Regions from separate parts of the Homo sapiens genome. Here region 2 is linked to region 1. A link is a contact called in ENCODE Hi-C data. All regions are on one chromosome and are shown on one strand. Each heading gives the region's core, a stretch centred on a gene start or an enhancer-like site at or near the end of the contact. The rest is flanking DNA. Distances are from core to core; before and after follow the strand shown. Region 1 overlaps DTD1 (D-aminoacyl-tRNA deacylase 1). Region 2 has its middle 140 kb from the start of SLC24A3.

The links. Hi-C counts contacts between places; a loop is a spot of excess contacts on that map. Pooled maps may share reads with other maps.
Region 2: a loop to region 1 is called in a pooled map, with 6 times the contacts of the local background. The contact joins two enhancer-like sites. A Hi-C loop is called at or near these places in 8 of 37 single-sample maps with no recorded cell type and 5 of 50 pooled maps.

What each region holds. Positions count from the first base shown.
Region 1 is chr20:18,727,302-18,730,001 of GRCh38, reverse strand. The region is part of intron 4 of DTD1 (D-aminoacyl-tRNA deacylase 1); the gene reads right to left. Among named protein-coding and RNA genes, the nearest start is that of DTD1-AS1, 30 kb to the right of the region's middle. RefSeq lists an enhancer at 1,278-1,801. Within about 2 kb of position 1,326, at least 3 of the 41 ENCODE cell types and tissues checked have a DNase peak (open chromatin) inside an H3K27ac peak, as active enhancers do.
Region 2 is chr20:19,073,994-19,076,693 of GRCh38, reverse strand. No RefSeq gene overlaps it. Among named protein-coding and RNA genes, the nearest start is that of SLC24A3, 140 kb to the left of the region's middle. Within about 2 kb of position 1,298, at least 4 of the 41 ENCODE cell types and tissues checked have a DNase peak (open chromatin) inside an H3K27ac peak, as active enhancers do.

The DNA.
Region 1 (2,700 bases), core at 77-2,576:
ACAGGCCCCACCTAGAAGAAAAGACACAAGCAAAAGGACAGCACTGGAGGAGGGGCTCAAATACAAAGGCCAGGCCACCTGCCTAGGGACACACATGTGCAATAGAAGCCACTCAGAGAGAGAAGGAAGAAGGGAGGTGATGAACATAAGGGGCAGGACAGTGGTCATTCCCGGCCAGGGGCAGGCTATGCAGGGAGGAGGCAGGAAGGCCCTGGGTATGGAAGTCGCTCTGCTTCTTAGGCTGGGAGGCAGTACCTAGGCTGTTTGTGTTGTCGTTATGCTTTTGACACATGTGTATTACAGATACTCCTTTTCAGCTATCAAATATTACATAATAAATTTTTTAAAGCACAGAAGTGATGACACTTCATTTTTAGTCATGGCTTTGCCAAAGGGCTCTAATATATGACTTGCTTCCCCACAAAATATCTGAAGAGGAATAAAACCACTATTGATCACAAATGTACAATTCTCCAGTATGCAGCTTGTCAGAGAAAATGAAGTGCTCTTCAAAAGTATTATTATGACACTTCTGCAAATTTAATTGAAATCTCAGCTCTGAATACCCCGGGGCCATGGTTGAGCCTGTTCAGTTTCAGGATCTACCAGTAGCTCACAAAGAACCAGAAATTGAACGTGTGTTATCACTGCCATTTACTTCTGAAAAGAAATGTTAGCAAACCACGACAAAACTGTCATGAACTCTATTTCTGTAGAAGAAAATGTATCTATAAAAGCCTTAGCCATGAGGCGGAAGGATCACTTGAGCCCAGGAGTTCAAGACCAGCCTGGGCAACATGGAAAAACCCCACTCCACAAAAAATACAAAAACTCACCAGACGTGGTGGCACATGCCTGTAGTCCCAGCCCCTTGAGGGGCTGAGGCAGGACGATGGTTTGAGTCCAGGAGGTCAAGGCTGCAGTGAGCCGTGACTGCACCACTGCACTCTAGCCTGGGCAACAGAGTGAGACCCTATCTTAAGCAATCAAGCAAGCAAGCATCGGCCGTAGGTTTGGTACAAACAAAAGCTGCTGTGCCCAGCTCCCAGGTATCTTTGTCATTAGCTTCAATTCAGTTTCAGGATGCTGTCAGGAATTGTCACTCCTGGGAGGAAGTGTGCTAACAATGAAATTGGAGAATGGATGCAATGCTCAGAGCCATCTTACTATTTTTATTCTCCTGACTCAAAATACACCTACCACCAGACAGACCCAGGGGACCCAGGCAGGGGCTTTTCCTGCCACATGAGCACTGCTTTGTGCTCTGAGAAAGCACTGCTGCCAGCCTCAACAGCTGCTCTTGTGAGTTTCCTATGCAAATGAGGCCTCAAAAAGATCTGACAACCTTAGGGCCACATCCCTTTGGTTATTCCACTTCCCCTACTTACAGATTCCCACATCCAGACACCGAAATAGGACTGAGGAGCAACGACCTGTTTGGAATTGAGGCTGGTCCTGGGAGCAGCAATGGCAGATCTCCAAAGTGCTGTCAGAATGCAGACTCCCAGACCCCACCCAGACTTGCAGAACCACAATCTGCATTCTGACAGATCCCCACGGGACTCCTGTGCACCTTGAACTTTAGGAAGCGCTGGGCTAGAGGGCTTATCTTAAACTGAGGTTTCATAGGGAGCACGGTTTTCAATCAGAGTTCGAGTGGCTTTGAAGATGGGCTGACTCCCATCCCCCAGCCAGGTCTTGCTGTGCCACTGACCAGAAGCCAAACTCAGGGTGATGGCCCCGCCCTCTTCCCTACACTCCAGGGGACCTTTTAGCTAGCCCATTGCCCAGGCAGGGCCCTCTTGCCGGCTGAGGGGTCCCCAGTATTCAGCAAGTAGACAAGGCCAGCCAAGGAGGCAGGAAGGCCAGGAGGGGCTGACAGTCTCCAAGTCCATGAAGGGACTGAAAACCCCTCCAGGGTCCTACCCATGCCCCTCCCATCCCCTATCCCACACACTCACAATGTTCCTGCCACTGCTACCTTTCCTTCAGCCCCTTCTCACCTAAGCTCCCTGGAACCCCCTTTCCACAGTGAACAAACCATCTTCTCCATCAGCCTCCCCTCTGCTTCACCCTAGGCCACCTCTCCCACAAATGCCCATCCACCGCTAGGTGGGTGAGTGAAGTGTGCTATATCCACATGATGGAAGATTACATGGAAATAAGGACTGAAGTGCTGACACGTGCCATGGCATGGACAAACACCGATGATGCTCTGCTCTGTGAAAGAAGCCATGCACAAAGGTCACATACTGTGTGCCCTCCTTTACATGGAATGCCCAAAATAGAGAAATCTACAGCTCAGGGCTGGGGAGGATGGTGGGAAGGGGAGAGTGACAGCTAAAAACAGGGGTCTTCTCATGGTGATGGTTGCTCTGCGAATGAACTACAGGCCATGAACTGTGCACTTCACATGTGCGGACTGTGTGGCATGTGAATATCTCACTAAAACTCATTACAGAATAACGTCTCTCCCCACCCAGATCCCTTCCAGGGCCGCCCTCTCCTTCAGGGCCGAAGAGCATCATCAAGGTGTTACAGAAGTCCACCCAGACCCAGCTTCAAACAGCCTCACCAGTCTCCTCGCCACCCACTTCCTCTCGCCTTGCACTTTACCCTCCAGGAATTCTAAACCCTCCTCAGCCCTACCACCTCATCCTGTTTCCTGCCCAAGCCTACATTCATGCCTGGGGCTTCTGA
Region 2 (2,700 bases), core at 49-2,548, 350 kb before region 1:
CTTGAACCCGGGAGGCGGAGCTTGCAGTGAGCCGAGATAGCACCACTGCACTCCAGCCTGGGTGACAGAAAGAGACTCCATCTCAAAAAAAAAATTCTTCATAACTAATGAACACATAAAGAAATTTGTTATTTTTTGTATTACTATGCAGTTAGTATTGAATCATTTTGTTCTATAGAGGAGGACGTGTTGAAATAATCTCTGGGTGTCAAATAGGCACTCCTGCTGCTAGGAAATAGGTACTGCCATAGTATCAGCATTTTACAGATGAGGAAACTCAGGCATAGTGGGCTGACGTGGCCTTTCCCAGTGGCAGAGCAGGGAAGTGGCAGAGCAAAGATTCAAAGCCAGGCAATCAGTAGCCATCACCTTTCCCTGACATGACATGAATATGCTTCCATTTGGTAGTGTGGTTGATTGAAAGCTGGGGCACTCACTTATAATTTATTCATAGCTACTTTTATTTATAGCTGTGTTATTTGTTGTGCCAACTCGCACATGCTTAAGTTAACATAATCAAAATACATCATTCGGACCTATAGCCCAGTGATTCTACTCTTAGCATGCACCCAAGAGAAAGAGTCCATGCTATACAAAAGGATATACAAGAGTGTTCATAGTAGCACAGAAGCCAGACACAAAAGGGTATATATGGCATGATTCCATTCATACGATGACAAAAACAGGAAAAACTAACTGATGAAAATAGAGGTCAGAATGGTAGTTGCCTGCGGAGTTATTGACTGAAAGAGGAAAATAAGGAACCTTCTGGAATACTAGTAGGATTCCAAATCTTGATCTGGGTGCTATTTATACAGGTGTAGAAGGACCGTACACTCCTAAGTGCATTTTAGGCATTTTATGCATGTTACGTCTCAATAGAAAGAGTAAAGAATAAAATAAAAAAATCCTTCCAGGCATTGCAAAGGAGAAATCCTGGACCGAGAAAACAGTTGACATTTCTGGTCCCTCTCTTATACCTGGGCTTGGTGTACCACGTAAGCAACTCCCATGAAGACATGGCACCAGGCTCGCCGGGGCCTGTTTCCAACCTCCTAGAAGGAAGCTGGGCTGGGGAGGGTACCCAGGCAGGCAGGGAATCCCACTGCTGAGAGTCAACCAGCCCTTCCTTTGACCTTGGACAATGGAGAATGGAAGAAGTGCCCGGGCTTGAAGGGCAGAGCAGGACAGGGTAGGAGATACTTTCTATACTCTTAGCCATGCCAGTTGTCACAGTCCAACAGTTGGTGACACCACCCCCAGTTCCCACGCTGCAGGAAGGTGAGTCCTGCTCAAAAGGCAGCATTTGCCAACAGCTGACAGGAAGGAACTGCTCAGGATCCAGCCAGTGCTGCAAGGTGCCACTCAGCCCTGAGGGCAGAGCTGCTGACAGACACGGAGACCTGTCTGAGGGCTTCCGAGTTGGGCAACTGTGGGAGGGGACAGGAAGTGCAGGGGGATGTGGAGTTAACACAAAGGACAAAGTGACCACAACAGGACGCTTCCAGCACGTGATATTGCTACAAAGAATCATGGCTCATCTTTCATGTTCTGCTCTCTTCAGAATCTTGGTGTATTTCATTTTTTTCTTGCCCCAACCTGACCACATAACACCATTTTCTACTTGAAATAGCTTTCCGGGGGAATTTTTTTTAGCAATCAATCATACTAAAATTTTCTATCTACACTTTCCACATCTCTCTCACTTCCTCTAAAAATATGAAGTGATTTCCAATGGAGGAACACATTTCTGACTGTAGAAATAAACTTAAGGTTTTTCTCAAATATTCCCATTGCCCTGCACCCTACACAGACCACAACCAAGTAGTCTAACTCCACGCTCTTAACCAACAAACATTCCGCTTCTCCCAGGATCTAGGCAATGGCCAGCACTTGGTGACTGAGCAACGAATGGTTGGAAATAAGCAGTTTTCAATGTCGTGCATTGCTTGGACATTTTTCTAAAATATCTAGGATATAATTCCAAAGTAATGTAGCAAGTTGTTCATGCCAGTAATTCCATGGGAAGTTTAAAGGGTCACCTTAGTTGTGAGGTCTCACATAAATAAGACTACAGGACTTTTAACCTTTTCTCTGACTCTTTGAAGCTCACTCTGAGAAGCCTCAGATCTCCACTTCCTCCTGACTCAAATGCCAACAAGCCCCCCACATCATGCAGGTGCTCCAGGAATCTCTGCCAGTTAGTCCCTGGTGGTAAACTTGGGCTCACTCCACTGCAGATAGAAATCCCTTCTGGAGAAGGAAAACAAAGATTCAGAATTTTCTTATTCATGATGGAACAACCATGCTTAGAGGTTAATAAACATAAAAGGATGAGAAAATTGAGAAGGAGATAAAGGCGTATGGCTATTTCTCAAAGCCCAAAGCTGTTCAATTAGCTACTCAACCACAATTGCCCAAGGACGAACAAACTGCCACAGTCTGAAGCTCTGGCTCATAATATGAAGTAGATTTTCCTCATCATCTCCATTATCTAAGGAAAATCCAATCATTTTATAATTAGATCAAGTTGAGGGTAGGGCAACCTACCCATGAGAAACCACCTATTCCATTTTCTTGGGAACCCCCTGGTGCATTCTTATGCTGCTAAAAGATGTTCATTACTGTAAAAGAAGACATTTTACAGCTCAAAAGGCAATGTTCCCCAGAGCACAGGCACCACAGTAATTTGACAGAGGT